Regions from separate parts of the Homo sapiens genome. Here region 2 is linked to region 1. The links are chromatin contacts, found by Hi-C or POLR2A ChIA-PET in ENCODE. All regions are on one chromosome and are shown on one strand. The core of a region is the stretch at or near the end of the contact, and the rest is flanking DNA. Distances in the headings are between cores, read along the strand shown.

Region 1 (6,787 bases), core at 3,960-6,459:
ATGGAAACTTAGGTTGCTTCTAAATTTGAATATTGTGAATAGTGCAGCAATACATATGGGAGTACAGAAATATCTTCAACACACTGATTTCATTTTCTTTGGATAAATATTCAGAAGGGGAACTGCTGGATCATTTAGTAGTTCTATATTTAGTTTTTTGAAGAACCACCATACTGTTCTCTATAGTGGCTAAACCCATGTACATTCTCACCAATGGTGTTTGAGGATTCCCTTTTCTCCACATCCTTGCCAGCATTCATTATTGCCTTTATTTTGGATAAAAGCCATTTTAAGTGGGATAAGATGATATTTGATTTGCATTTATTTGATGATCAGTGATGTTGAGCATCTTTTCACATACCTATTTGCCATTTATATGTCTTCTTTTGAGAAATGACTATTTGGACATTTTGCCCATTTTTAAATTGGATTATTAGATTTTTTTCCAATTGTTTGAGCTCCTTATATATTCTGGTTATAAATTCCTTGACAGATGGATAGTTTGAAAATTTTTCTCCCATTCTGTGGGTTGTCTCTTCACTTTGTTAAATTTTTTTTCTGTGCAGACGCTTTTTAACTTGATGTGATCCCATTTGCCCATTTTTGCTATGGTTATCTCTGTTTTTGAGGTGTTATTCAAGAAACCTTTGCCCAGACCAATGTCCTGTGGAGTTTTCCCAATGTTTTCTTTTGATAGTTTAATAGTCTTAGGTCTTAGATTTAGCTCTTTAATACATTTTGATTTGATTTTTGTAGATGATGAAAAATAGGGTTCTAGCTTCATTCTTCTGCCTATAGACGTCTAGTTTTCCTAGCACAATTTATTTAAGAGATTGTCTTTCTCCACTGTATGTTCTTGGCGCCTTTGTCAAAAATAAATTCAACATAGCTGTATGGATTTGTTTCTGATTTATCTATTCTGTTTCTTTGGTCTATGTGTCTGTTTTTATGCCAGTACCATGCTGTTTTGGTTACTATAGCTCTATAGAATAATTCAAAATCAGAGAATGTGCTTCCTCTCATTTTGTTCTTTTTGCTCAGAATGACTTTGGCTATTCTGGGTCTTTTGTGATTTCACATGAATTTTGGAATGATTTTTTTCTATTAATGTGAAGATTGTATTGGTATTTTAATAATGATTGCACTGAATCTGTAGATTACTTTGAATAGTGCAGACATTTTAACAATATTGATTCTTCCAATCCATGAGCATAGAGTATCTTTTCATTTTTTTCTGGTCTCCTCAATGTCTTGCATCAATGTTTTATAGAGTGCATTGTAGATATCTTTAAATTCTTTAGTTAAATTCATTTCTAGGTATGTTATTTTATTTGTAGCTATTGTAACTGGGATTACTTTCTTGATTTCTTTTTCAGATTGTTCACTGATGTAATATGTAAATACTATTGATTTTTATATGTTGATTTTGTATCCCTCAACTTTGCTGAATTTGTTTATTGGTTCTAATAGATTTTTGTTAAGGTCTTTAGGTATTTTTCAGATATAAGACCATATCATCTGCAAACAAAGATGACTTACTTCTTTTCAATTTGGATGTTCTTTATATCTTTTTCTTGTCTGATTGCTCTAACTAGAACTTCCAGTACTATGTTGAATAATAGTGGTGAAAGTGGATGTTTCGGTTTGTTCCAGATCTTAGAGAAAAAGTTTTCAGTTTTTCTGTATTCAGTGTGATGCTAGCTGTGTGTCTGTCATATATGGTTTTTATTGTGTTGAGATATATACTTCTATACCACATTTTTAGGGCTTTTATTATGAAAGGAGGTTGAATTTTATCTAATGCTTTTTACCTTCGGTTGAAATGATTGCATGTTTTTGTCCTTCATTCTTTTGAAATGATATATCACATTGATTTATTTGCATTTGCTGAATCATTCTTGCATCCCTGGCATAAATCCCTCTTGGTCATGATGAATTATCTTTTAAATGTGTTGTTGAATTTGGTTTGTGAGTATTTTGTTGAGGATTTTTGCATCAGTATTCATGTGGAACATTGGCCTGTAGTTTTCTTATTTTGATGTCTCTGTCTGATTTTGGTATCAGGGTAATACTGGCCTCACAGAATGAGTAAGGAAGTATTTGCTTCTTTATTTTTTTGGAATTGTTTGAATAGGATTAGATTAATATTAGTTCTTTAAATTTTGGGTGAAATTTAGCAGTTGAAGGCTTTGGGTCTCTGATTTTTCTTTACTGGGATACTTTTTAATATGGTGTTGAACTCATTACTTGTTATTGGTCTATTTAGATTTTGGAAATCTTCATGATTCGGTCTTGGTAGGTTGTATGTGTCTAGGATTCAATCTATTTCTTCTAGGTTTTCCAATTTACTGGCATGTAGTTGCTCATAGTAGTCTCTAATGATTCTCTGAACTGCAGTATCAGTTGTAATACCTCCTTTTTATCTCTCATTTTATTTATTTGGGTCTTCTATCTTTATGTCTTTGGCTAAATGTTTATCAATTTTATTTTTTTAAAATAAGCCACCTTTTTGTTTAATTGATATTTTGTATTGTTTGTTTTGTTTCAATTTCATTTATTTCTGCTTTGATCTTTATTATTTCTTTTCTCCTACTAATATTGGCTTTGGTTTGCTCTTTGTTTTCTAGTTCTTTAAGATGCATCATTAGGTTGTTAATTTGAGGATTATCTGCTTTTTTGATGTGGAGTGCTTATTGCTATAAGCTTTCTTCTTAGTATTGCTTTTGCTGCATTCCATAGGTTTTGATATATTGTGTTTCCATTTTTGTTTGTTTCAAGGAATTTTTAAATTTTATTCTTAATTTCTTCATTGACCCACTGGTCACTCTAGAGCATATTGTTTATTTTCCATGTGTTTGTATAGTTTCTGATATTTTTCTAATTATTTATTTCTAGTTTTATTCCATTGAGAATAAAACTGGAAAGATGAGACACTTGATATTTTTTCAATTTTTTAATTTTTTAAGACTTGTTTTTTGTTCTAACATGTGATCTATCCTTAAGAATGAGCCATGCCTTGAGGAGAAGAACGTGTATTCTGCAGCTCTTAAATGAAAGATTGTGTAAATATATATTAGGTCCATTTGGTATATAATGTAGATTAAGTCCAATGTTGTTGTTGGTGGTGGTTTTCTGTGTAGTGGTTCTGTCCAATGCTGAAAGTGGGGTGTTGAAGTCTCCAGCTAATATTGTATTAGGGTCTATCTCTCTCTTTAGCTCTAATAATATTTACTTAATATGTTTGAGTGTTCCAGTGTTGAATGTATATATATTTACAAGTGTTACACCCTCTTGCTAAGTTGACTTCTTTATCATTATATAATGACCTTCTTTGTCTCTGTTTATAGTTTTTGTTTTGAAATCTATTTTGTCTGATGTAAATATAGCTACTTCTGCTTTTTTTGTTTCCATTTTCATGCAATATTTTTCAGTTCCTATATTTTAAGTCTAAGTTAGTCTTTATAAGTGAAGCGTGTTTCTTATAGTTACCAGATTGTTAGAGCTTGTTTTTTTATTATTGTTATTGTTCAGGCTCTCTATGTCTTGTGATTGGAGAGTTTAGTCCATTTACATTCAATGTTATTATTAGTAAGTAAGGACTTACTACTGCCATTTTGTTATTTGTTTTCTGGGTGTTTTATGTGTGCTCTTCTCTTTCTTCCTTCCTTCTTCCCTGTATTCCTTTTTGGGAAGTTAATTTTTTTTGGTGGGTTGTTTTAATTTACTGATTTTCAGTTTTTTGTGTATCTGTTGTAGGTTTTATGATTTGAGGTGACCATGAGGTTTGGAAATAACATCTTAGAACTCATTATTTTAAACTGATCACAACTTAGCACTGGATACAAAACAATCCAAACTCACAACAACGAAAGAGAAAACTAATAAAAGCTCTACACTTTAACTTAATCCCCCTGCTTTCTAACTTTTTGTTGCTTCCATCTACGTTTTATTATACTATGTCTTAAAAGTTGTAGTTATTATTTTTGATAGGTTTATCTTTTAGTCTTCGTATTCAAGATATCAATAGTTCACGTACCACAATTACAGTGTTATAATATTGTGTGTTTGTTTGTGTACTTACTATTACCAGTGAGTTTTGTACCTTCAGATGACTTCCTATTGCTCATTAGTGTCCTTTCATTTTAGATTGAACAGCTCCCTTTAGCATTTCTTGTAGGGCAGTTCTGGTGTTGATGAAATCCCTCAGCTTTTGTTTGTCTGGGAAAGCCTATTTCTTCTTCATGTTTAATGGGTATTTTCACTGGGTGTACTCTTCTAGGATAAAAGTCTTTTTTCCTTCAGCACTTTAAATATGTAATGCCACTCTCTCCTAGATTGTAAGGTATGTTATTTGTGTCTTTTCTCTTGCTGCTTTTAGAATCCTTTCTTTATCCTTGACCTTTGGAAGTTTGATTATTAAATGTCTTGAGGTAGTTTTATTTGGATGAAATCTACTTGATGTTCTACAACCCATCTATACTTGAATTTTGATATATTTCTCTAGGTTTGAAAAGTTATCTGTTATTATCTCTTTGAATAAAATTTATACCTTGATCTCTGTACCTCCTCTTTAAGGCCAGTAAATCTTAATTTGCCCTTTTGAGATATTTTCTAGAACTTATAGGCAAGCTTCATTCTTTTCTATTCTTTTGTTTCTTTTGACTGTGTATTTTCAAATAGCCTGATTCTTTCTTCTGCTTGATCAGTTCTGCTGTTGGGAGACTCTGATGCATTCTTCTGTATGTCAATTCAATTTTTCAGCTCAGAATTTCTACATGTTTCAAAAATTATTTCAGTATCTTCGTTAAATTTATCTGATAGGATTCTGAATTCCTTCTCTGTGTTATCTTAAATTTCATTGAGCTTCCTCAAAATTTCTATTTTGAATTTTCTGTCACTCTTGGATTGATCAGTGGTGACTTTTTCAGTTTGTTTAGTGAGGTCATGATTTCCTGAATGGTCCTGATGCTTTTGGATGTTTGTGAGTGTCTGGGCATTGAATAGTTAGATATTTATTGTAATATTTGCAGTCTGCACTTGCTTGTACTCCTCTTGTGGAGGGGTGATGCAAGCTCCACTGTGACTACCACACTGAGACTGTGCTGAGTCACACCCAAAGATAGCACAGCACTGGGTCTTGCTCAAGACCCATGGTGACCACTGCCTAGTTACTGCCAGCGGAAGGAAGGAGTCTCCCCCAGGTTACTGAGCTGCACTGCCTGGGTTGGGGGAGGGGTGATGCAAGCACTCCCTTGTCCACCTGGCTGGTGTCTCATTAGGTCAACCCAAGTCTACTGCCTTCTAGCCCAGCACGCACCAAGACTTGCCCAGGAATTGCAGTCCTTGTCGCCTAGACTGCCTTTGAGGTTTATGTAGTATCCCAGAGTGCTTTGGCCCATGGTAGTGGGGCTAGCCAGAACTCTAGTTCCAACCACTGGGAAGGGCAATTCCTCTCTTGCTGGGACGGATATAAGGACTCCCTCCATGGGCACTGGCTGAGTTCTGCCTTATCTTGTTTTCTACTGTGGCTGGGCTGCACTGAGTTCCAATGCAAAGTCCCACATCACTGCACTCTCTCCCCCACAAGAACACAGATCCTCTCCGCAGCATCAGCAATTCAAGACTATCTTTCCTAACCTCTTCAATGCCTCTTTCTTTGATATGATGTTAGAACCTGGTACTGTGATCACTCACTTGATTTTTGGTTCTCATAAAAGTGCTTTCTTGTGTGGATAGTTGTTCGATTTAGTGTTCCTGTAGGGGGACTATTGTTGGAGAGTTCTATTAGGCCAACCTGCTCTGTGTCTTCCCCTATAGTTTCTTTTTGACTCAGTTACATTCAAATTTATTTTTTACACTTTATAGAAATATTAGGGAGGTTAAAATTTATCCTTTATTTACTGAGCTCTAATTTAACAGAATTGAAATTGTGGTCAGAGAATGTATTATGTTTGACACTAAGTCTTTGAAATTTATTGAGATTTGCTTTAAAGCCTAGTGATATGCTTAATATCCCATTCTATTCCTATGTGGAGGAATCATAAGGTGAGAGACAGACCCTCTCTTTCAATATGTAGCACAAGGGTTCTTATTTATCCTCTGGACAATAGCATACAGATACATGTCTCAAGTTTATCTAGTAAGATTCTCTTGCCTGTAGCTTTGAATAATGAGGGTTAGAGATTTTTCCCAGCCAATGTGGAAGGTTTGAGAGACTACTGGTGTGGCAGCAAGAATCCAGTAGCAGCAGTATCAATTCCTATGTCCTAAGCAGACTTCAGGCTCATAACCTGCTTTCCTTATTTTTCTGCCAGAGTCTAATTCTCAACTGTTGATTAATTCTCTAAGTTATTGATATCTTGCCAATACATTCCTTTTCTGATTAATGTAACCAAAGTCAGTTTCTGTTGCTTAGAACTCAGAATTCTGACAACTGTGAAACACAATGCTTCTGAGGGAATTACAGCATATTACTTTTTGCTTTATTTTATTTAATCTTCTGTTTCTCTCCTCAGGAAGTGTTATTTATTATCCTCATTTAACAGATAGGAAAACTGGGGATTCAATATTTGAAGCACTTTATTCAATACCACACAGCCTGTAAAGTGTGAAACCAGAATTCAAGCCAGCTCTGCCTGATTCTTGAACTGCTACTCTTTAAGCCTTCCAGATATTCAATGGGTGATTTTAAACCTTTCTTTCTGACCCTAATATTCTATGAACTGAAGAATAAATACAGATTGCCAAGTATAAATCAGGAATAGCTTAGGTACTGAGAGGTCAAACT
Region 2 (7,771 bases), core at 1,574-4,073, 500 kb before region 1:
GCAGATCATGTCATTCCTCTGCTTAAACCTTTCACTGGCATATCCCTCAGGGTAAAATCCAGAGCATTAGTAGGGCTTCTAAGATTCTATATAATCTATTCCCCACTCCCTCACTTTCCCAATCACTCTGGTCTCACCTCTCCCTCTTACTTCCTGAACTCAGTGCTGCCATTCTCCACACAGCTTGACATGTTCCTACCTCAGGGCCTTTACACCTGCTCTGTCTCCTTTGCCAGAAATCTATCACTTTATTCCCATCTCTGATTAAATGTCACTGCTCCTTCAAACCCTTGCCTGGCTACGCTATATAAAATAGCCCCTTTCCCAACTTTCTTTATCAATTACCCCGATTCATTGTTTTTCCAGTGGTATTTGTTACCACCTGGCTTTTATTTGTTTATTTCTTCATTTGTTTATTTTCTGTCTTCTCCTGCAAGAAGGTTACTATATGAGAGTGGGGACTTTGTTTTATTTGTTGTATTTCCAGGCCCAAAACAGAGCCTGGGCCCACTAAGGAAAATTTGTTAATGAATGACGGAAAGGAAGGAGCCAGATTTCCAGTTCACATCTTCACCCTAAGCCCAGGCTATTTCCTCTATGCATTCTGAATACCAGAGCCACCTGAAGGAAGGAACATACAGCGAAACACCGGTGATACTGTAATCCTTCCTTGCAACCCTCTTTGCTTGCCTTGCTGAGATTAGGAAGATTGGGATGAGTCAAAGCCAGAGTCCTTCCTCGGAAGATCACTCTAGCATTTGCTCTTCTCCACTGTCAGGAAAGAAGAGAAAGCATAGAGAAAATGGTACCTATAACAGTGAATTCACAAGAAAGAGGACACGAGACCATTTGATTGTACATAAGTAACCTGGACTTTGGATGAGAGGACCCTGGCTCTGCTGTGTGACTTGGAAAAACTTTTTAAAAACCTTTCTGAGGTTGTTTTTATCATTTTTAAAATGAAATTAATGATCCTTCCTTTGGTCATGAAAGAGTCAGGTTCTCTAAAAAGCCAAAGGACCTGTTTCCTCACAAAGTGTCAGAGAGATTTTTGAAAGAGCTAGATACTGCATCTCTGGGATTAAAGTGTCAGAGAGATTTTTGAAAGAGCTAGATACTGTATCTCTGGGATTAAAGTGACAAAGCATGGCCTTTAAGAGATCAGAAGTAAAAGATATTTTAGCACAGTGGATTGTCAGTCTGCATTAGCAGGTGGTGGAAGAGCTTTCGGCAGACATGCCCCTATAACTTCAGTTAGTGGCAGCACCATTGGCACAGGTACACCCCCAGGGAGCTGGCCCTGGTAACAAGGTGGCAGCAAGGGGAATTCACATTTAGAGGCAATGAAGGTAGCTGTCGCCACCATCATAAACTTCTCCTCCTACTCCTCCCTTACTCTTCCTCATCATTCTCCTTTCTCCCTCTTCTCCCCTCCTCCTCTCCCTTTTTCATCCTCCTCATCCTTCTTCATCTAGCTGTGATACTTTTTGTCCTGGATTTAGGTTGTACTGGTGAGGATAGAGACAGCAAATCAATAATAATATTTTAAATAAAGTTTTAAGCACATATACAACAAACGCTGCATTTGATACATACATTGTCTCATTTCATCATTATTTAATCTCCCTTAAGGTAGGTATAGTAACTCTGCAATGGAGTTGAGAGAAATGAGGCATAGGAGGGAGAATGACTTGCTTAAGGTCTCACAATTCATAAGTGATGGCAGGAGGATTTGAACTTCTCTTGGAGGTTCAAATTTGAACCTGGAGTCTCTTTGACTCCAGGACACTTGTTCTAAAGTCACTCAGATTCAAAAGGTAGAATCAGATGCCTTAGTGATTGGATGTGTCAGGGACAGGGGACTGTGAGGAGGAGAAGGGGTCTAAAATACTTCCTAGTTTTCTGATTTGGGTGGCCTGTTGAAATGTTAATGGTGCTTTACCCAGGGTAGGGACACTCTGACTCCTAGAAATAGTTCCAGCCTCTAATTAGTGTCGAGATCATTTTTTAGGTTAAAAATGAGCTTTGGGCTAGAGTTACAGGAATTCTTATTTCAATCTTTCACTTGGTTTTGCCTATAATAGACTGGCTAAACTGTAAGAGGCCTCCTCTTAATTTTAAACTGTCTTGAACTCAAAATAGGCAAAGTATTAAGCTAATGAAAGAGCAGTGTTCTTGTTACCTTTATGTTCATGCCCCCAGAGTCTTTTTCCCAATGGGCACCAGGTATCATGTTATGGCCGTGAAAGCTTTCAGGCAGTGGTTACAGAAAGTCTTGAAAAGTAGAAAAGTCAAGCATGCTGGAGGAGCCCTGGCCTATTAAAGAGAGAGAGAGGTCTGGTTCTGATTACTGATAATTATAGATAAGCTGGAGCCGACAGCCATTTTCTGACCACAAACTCAAATCAATCAATTAAAAACTGCATGTAGCTGCACCACGGCTAATCAGTCCCAGGCACTTCAGGATGATCCATTAAGTCCTACCTCTACCGTGTCATGGTTGCTGTGTTCCATCTGCTACTCTGACAGTGGATCAAATGCACACCTCATTTTATACTTCTGGCTAATCAAGAATGCTGTTCACAGTGTTAGTCTTCCTTCTACTTCCTGAAATTGCCAGCCTTGTACAAGAAGCTTGATGATTGAGTCATTATTTCCCTTTCTGGACCCAGACATGCAATACTAAGAAAAATAATTACTAGCAAGAAGAAGCAATCATCTTTGAAATATTTTGCTCATTCTGTTGCTCTCCCAGGAAAACAGATGGTGGGGGCTTCTGGAGGTGGGTGGTTGCAACACTGAGATACAGAAGCTATTCTGTAGAAGCAGCAGTTGAATGTGTGTTGGCTAAGTAGTCTCCGAAAGATATTTGGGGAAATGTGATCTACTTTCAAACTGAGATATGTGGAAGAGGGATAGTGACTTTTGGTTCCTCCATATGTGTGGATTCTCAAGGAAGCAGATTTCGACACAATCTAATGAAGAAATCTTTTCTTCTGAGGCTGCAAACTGGTAGCTCATGAGCTAAAGCCTGCTAACAGATGTGGCTTGTTGGTCTCACAGAGTGTTTAAAACAAATTTTGAATTAGTTACTAACATTTAAAAGGCAAGAAATTGAACATTTTTTATTTCTGACTTTATTTATTTATTTATTTATTTTGAAAAACTGGAAGATCCAGTGAAACTGAGCTCAGACTTCCTCCAGCCTGCAGGCTGTTTCCTTTGGACAGCACATGTGCTTTCCAGCTCACCACATTCCCTCCAACTTTCTTTGGAGGACCTGCATCAGCCTCCTTCACTCATTTATGTTACTTTCTGGCTCTTCTAGCTTTTCTGAGTTTGTAGCTCTTACTAAATACTGAAGCACCTTATGTAGTTAGTGATGAGCTTTTCAAGTGTTTAGACAGGCTGGAAGAACATTTGCTGGACAAAGAGTGGACAGTATATCCTTGGACTCCAGAAACTCGGCCCCTTCTGAACTCCAATCTTTAGAGGACCCTTCTTGGACTTTCCTCCAGCTGTGCCCCACCCTTGGGAAGAGTAGGCCATGGGGTCAAAGGGACAAGTCCTTTCAGAATCTATTCACTTTTGACATTCACTGCTCACTCCAGACACTTATCTTTCAGATTCTCCCCATGTTTGTCTTGCTGAAGATGGACTGTGCTGCTGGTGTATACGTACCCCTAAGTGTGATGAGTGGGCAAGAGGAGACAGTTAGGTAGGCAAGATATATTTGGTGCTTAGATATGTGGGTTGTTGAGTCCATAGACATGCATGGGAGACCCTTTGTGATACAGGACAGAATTCAGGGCAGGAAAAGAAGGTGGGCTGGGGGCCTCTGTTAGAACCCTGGGAAGGGCCTTTAACTCCTTTCCAGGGCTTATCCTGAGCTCATATTTTTAAATACTATGTCTCTAATATTCTCTTATTTCCAGTAATGGCACAAATCCTGTGCTTTGCAAAACATTAAGTAGAGGGTGGGTGGACTCAAGAGAAACAGGTACACGCCACTCTAAAATATGATAGACTATAAAGAAAGGCCAAAACAACACATAGATAACCATATGTCAAAAGAGTGCTTGGGGAGAACACTGGATTTCAGCAAAGAAGTGATAAAGACCCTCTGATGCACAAAGACTCAGGATGATAGCACAGAGAGGGAAGAAAAGCACCCAGCTAGAATTGGCTAGGAGTCAGGAGGGGCTCCCCATTGCAAGGAAAATATAAGCAGGATATCTCCAGCAGTTCACATTCCCACCATGGACTCCTGCAATCCTAGCCACAGGAGAGCCCCACAGCCCTTGCGGGACCTGAGCTCAGTATAGGGAGCTGCTTGGAGTTCACATGATTGCAGTGTTCCAGAGAGGGAATTCATTCTGGGTTCTCCTCCCTGCCCCCTGGGCAGCACCATTCTGTCACCATTTTGAGAATGGAGTAACCACCAGAGTGCATCCTGCCCTAAGGCCCAATAGCTCCTGCATCTCCATATCTCTTGTGCGCCACTGACGTGCTGTCACATCCATCTAGAGGGCTGTGATGTCACAACATAGGCTGAACCCAGCTGTGCAGCCATGACCTTGTTTACTTGAGTGCACACAACACATTATTTCCTGAAGCACAGGCAGTTCAGCTTAGCAAGAATGCTGCCCCAGGACAGAGGGAGCCAACAGGCATGCTCCCCAGGGCCTGTGGACTACAGCTGCCACCACTAGTGACCTCATTTGCTCTAGCAGCAGAGCTAGCACCCTCCTAGGAGCCAAAGAATTGGCCTTCCCAGGCCCACTGACGCTGCTGTCAGTGACGTTTTTTCATCCAGAACAAAGCTTCTGCATGTCTGCACATGCCCCTAAGTGGCCTGAAGACAGCCTTGCCCAGGATCTGCTGCTGTTGCTGGTGACCCCTCCCCTCCAGTGGTGAAGCAGCCATGCATGGGCATGCTCTGAGGGGCCCAAGGACTGGCCCACCCAGTGCTCTGATTCCCAGCAAAGTCTCACCCCCAACCTCCACAATCAACCACACCCTAGGCCGTTGAGGCAGTCACAGACACCACTGACATTGATTATAGCTGAAGAAACCATAAGGAGGCCATACTACTGAATCAATCAAGAACCAAAGCCAAAGCATCCCACCCAACCAACACTATAGGACATGCCAACAGAAATAGCTTTCATATCTTTTGCTATGAAAGCTTCTCCATAAAATTGGAAGAAGCTACTGATCCACCAGATATACAGATATTGACATATAGACACAAGAAATATGAAAAAACAAGGAAACACAACACCTTCAAAGGAACATATGAATTCTCCAGTGACAGATCCCAAAGCAAAGGAAATCTATGAAATGCCAGAAAAGGAATTTAAAATAATGTTCTTAAGGAAACTGAATAAGATACAAGAGAACAGAGATAGTCAATTTAATGAAATCAGAAAAACAATTCATGATTTGAATGAGAAATTCCACAAAGAGGTAAATATCATTAAAAAACAACCAAACAGAACTCTTGTAACTAAATAATTCAATGAGTAAAATAAAAATACAATTAAGAGCTTCAACAACAGACTAGATCAAGCAGAAGAAACAGTGTCTGAACCTGAAGACATGTCTTTTAAGATAGCCCAGTCAGATGGAAAAAAAAAAAGAAGTAGGGGGAGAGGGGAAAGAAAAAGAATGAAGAAAGCCTATGGTACATATAGAACACTGTTAACAACACTAAGCAAATGAATATTCACGTTATGGGAATTTCAGAAGGAGAAGAGATAAGAAAAGGCACAGGAAACATATTTGAAACTGATAAATTTAGCAAAATCGCAGGATGCAAAATCAGTACAAAAAATCAGTAGTATTTCTATACACCAATACAAACTAGTTGAAAAATAAGGAAAGCAACTCCAATTACAATAGCTACAAAAATACCTAGAAATAAATTTAACCAAAAAGGTGAACGATATCTACTATGAAAACTAGAAAACATTGATGAAAAAAATTGAAGAGGATACAAACAAATGAAAAGACATCCCATGTTCATGAATTGTTAAAATGACCATACGACTCAAAGAGATGTATATATTCAATGCAATCCCTATCAAAATACCAATTACGTTCTTCACAGAAATAGAAAAAGCAATTGTAAAATTTGTATGGAGCTACAAAACACCCTGAGTAGCCAAAGCAATCCTGAGCAAAAAGAACAAAACCGAAGGCATTACACTACTAACTTCAGAATATACTATAAAGCTATAGTAATCAAGACCGCAAGATATTGGTATAAAAACAGACACATAGACCAACGGAACAGAATAGAGACATCAGAAATAAATCCATGTATTTATAGCCAACCAAGTTTTGACAAAGGTGCCACAAACACATACTGGGGGAAAGGACAACCTCTGCAGTAAATGGTGCTGAGAAAATTGGATATCCATATGCAGAAAAATAAAACTAGATGCCTATCTCCCACCATATATAAAAATCAACTCAAAATGGATTAAATATTTAAACATAAGATCTGAAGCTATAAAACTACTAGAAGAAAACAGGGGAAATGCTCTAGGCCATTGGTATAGGCAAAGATTTTATGGGTAAGACTTCAAAAGCATAGATAACAAGTGGGATTATATCAGACTAAAAAGCTTCTGCACAGTAAACAATCAACAGAGTAAAGAGACAACCTGTAGAATGGGAGGAAATATTTGCAAACTATTAATATTGCAAACTATTAATCCAACATGGAATCAGTATCCAGAATGCACAAGGAACTCAACAGCAAAATAAATAAATAAATAAATAAATAATCTGATTAAAAAATGGGCAAAGGATCTGAATAGATATTTCACAAAAGAAGACACACAAATGGCTATTCAGATCTTGTCCATTTTTATGACAGAGATGATTAGAATATCTCTGATCATCAGGGAAACGCAAATCAAAAACACAATGAAGTGTTATCTCGCCCCAGTTAGAATGGCTATAATTAAAAAGATAAAAAATAGGCCAGGCGTGGTGACTCACGCCTGTAATCCCAGCACTTTGGGAGGCCAAGGCGGGCGGATCATGAGGTCAGGAGATAGAGACCATCCTGGCTAACACAGTGAAACCCCGTCTTTACTAAAAATACAAAGAAAAAATTAGCCGGGCGTGGTGGCGGGTGCCTGTAGTCCCAGCTACTCCGGAGGCTGAGGCAGGAGAATGGCATGAACCTGGGAGGCGGAGCTTGCAGTGAGCTGAGATTGCGCCACTGCACTCCAGCCTGGGCGACAGAGAGAGACTCCGTCTCAAAAAACAAAACCAAAAACAAAACAAAAAGACAAAAAATAACAAATGCTGGCAAGGATGTGGAGAAAAGGGAACTTTTATGCCTTTTTTTGGGAATATAAATTAGTACAGCCATTATGAAAAACAGTGTGGCGTTTCCTCAAAAAACTAAAAATAGAGCTATCTTATCCAGAAATCTCACTACTGGATATTTATCAAAAAGAAAAAAATTATATATTGAAGAGATAGCTGCACCTTTCTGTTTACTGCAGCACTATTCACAATAACCTAGTTGTGAAATCGGCTGAATGCCTATCAACAGATGAATGAATAAAGAAAAAAATGTGGCACATATGCACAATAGAATCCTATTCGGCCTTAAAAAAAAAGAATGAAATCCTGTCATTCACGGTAACATCAATAAGCCTTATGTTACGTGAAATAAGTCAGGTACAGAAAGATAAATACCACATGTTCTCACTTCTAGGAGGTAGCTGAAAATTGAGCTCATATAAGT

The links. Hi-C counts contacts between places; a loop is a spot of excess contacts on that map. ChIA-PET counts read pairs that join two places held with the same protein, here RNA polymerase II (POLR2A). Pooled maps may share reads with other maps.
Region 2: a pooled map shows a loop between it and region 1 (4-fold over the local background). The contact joins two enhancer-like sites. A Hi-C loop is called at or near these places in 1 of 168 maps with a recorded cell type or tissue (PC-3), 4 of 37 single-sample maps with no recorded cell type and 3 of 50 pooled maps. POLR2A ChIA-PET finds 5 or more read pairs at or near these places in 1 of 52 experiments (PC-3).

Annotation. Positions count from the first base shown.
Region 1 is chr1:219,087,478-219,094,264 of GRCh38, reverse strand. All of the region lies in intron 3 of LYPLAL1-DT (LYPLAL1 divergent transcript), which reads left to right. Among named protein-coding and RNA genes, the nearest start is that of LYPLAL1-DT, 83 kb to the left of the region's middle. RefSeq lists an enhancer at 4,994-5,043. Within about 2 kb of position 5,209, at least 7 of the 41 ENCODE cell types and tissues checked have a DNase peak (open chromatin) inside an H3K27ac peak, as active enhancers do.
Region 2 is chr1:219,583,068-219,590,838 of GRCh38, reverse strand. No RefSeq gene overlaps it. Among named protein-coding and RNA genes, the nearest start is that of ZC3H11B, 26 kb to the left of the region's middle. Within about 2 kb of position 2,823, at least 2 of the 41 ENCODE cell types and tissues checked have a DNase peak (open chromatin) inside an H3K27ac peak, as active enhancers do.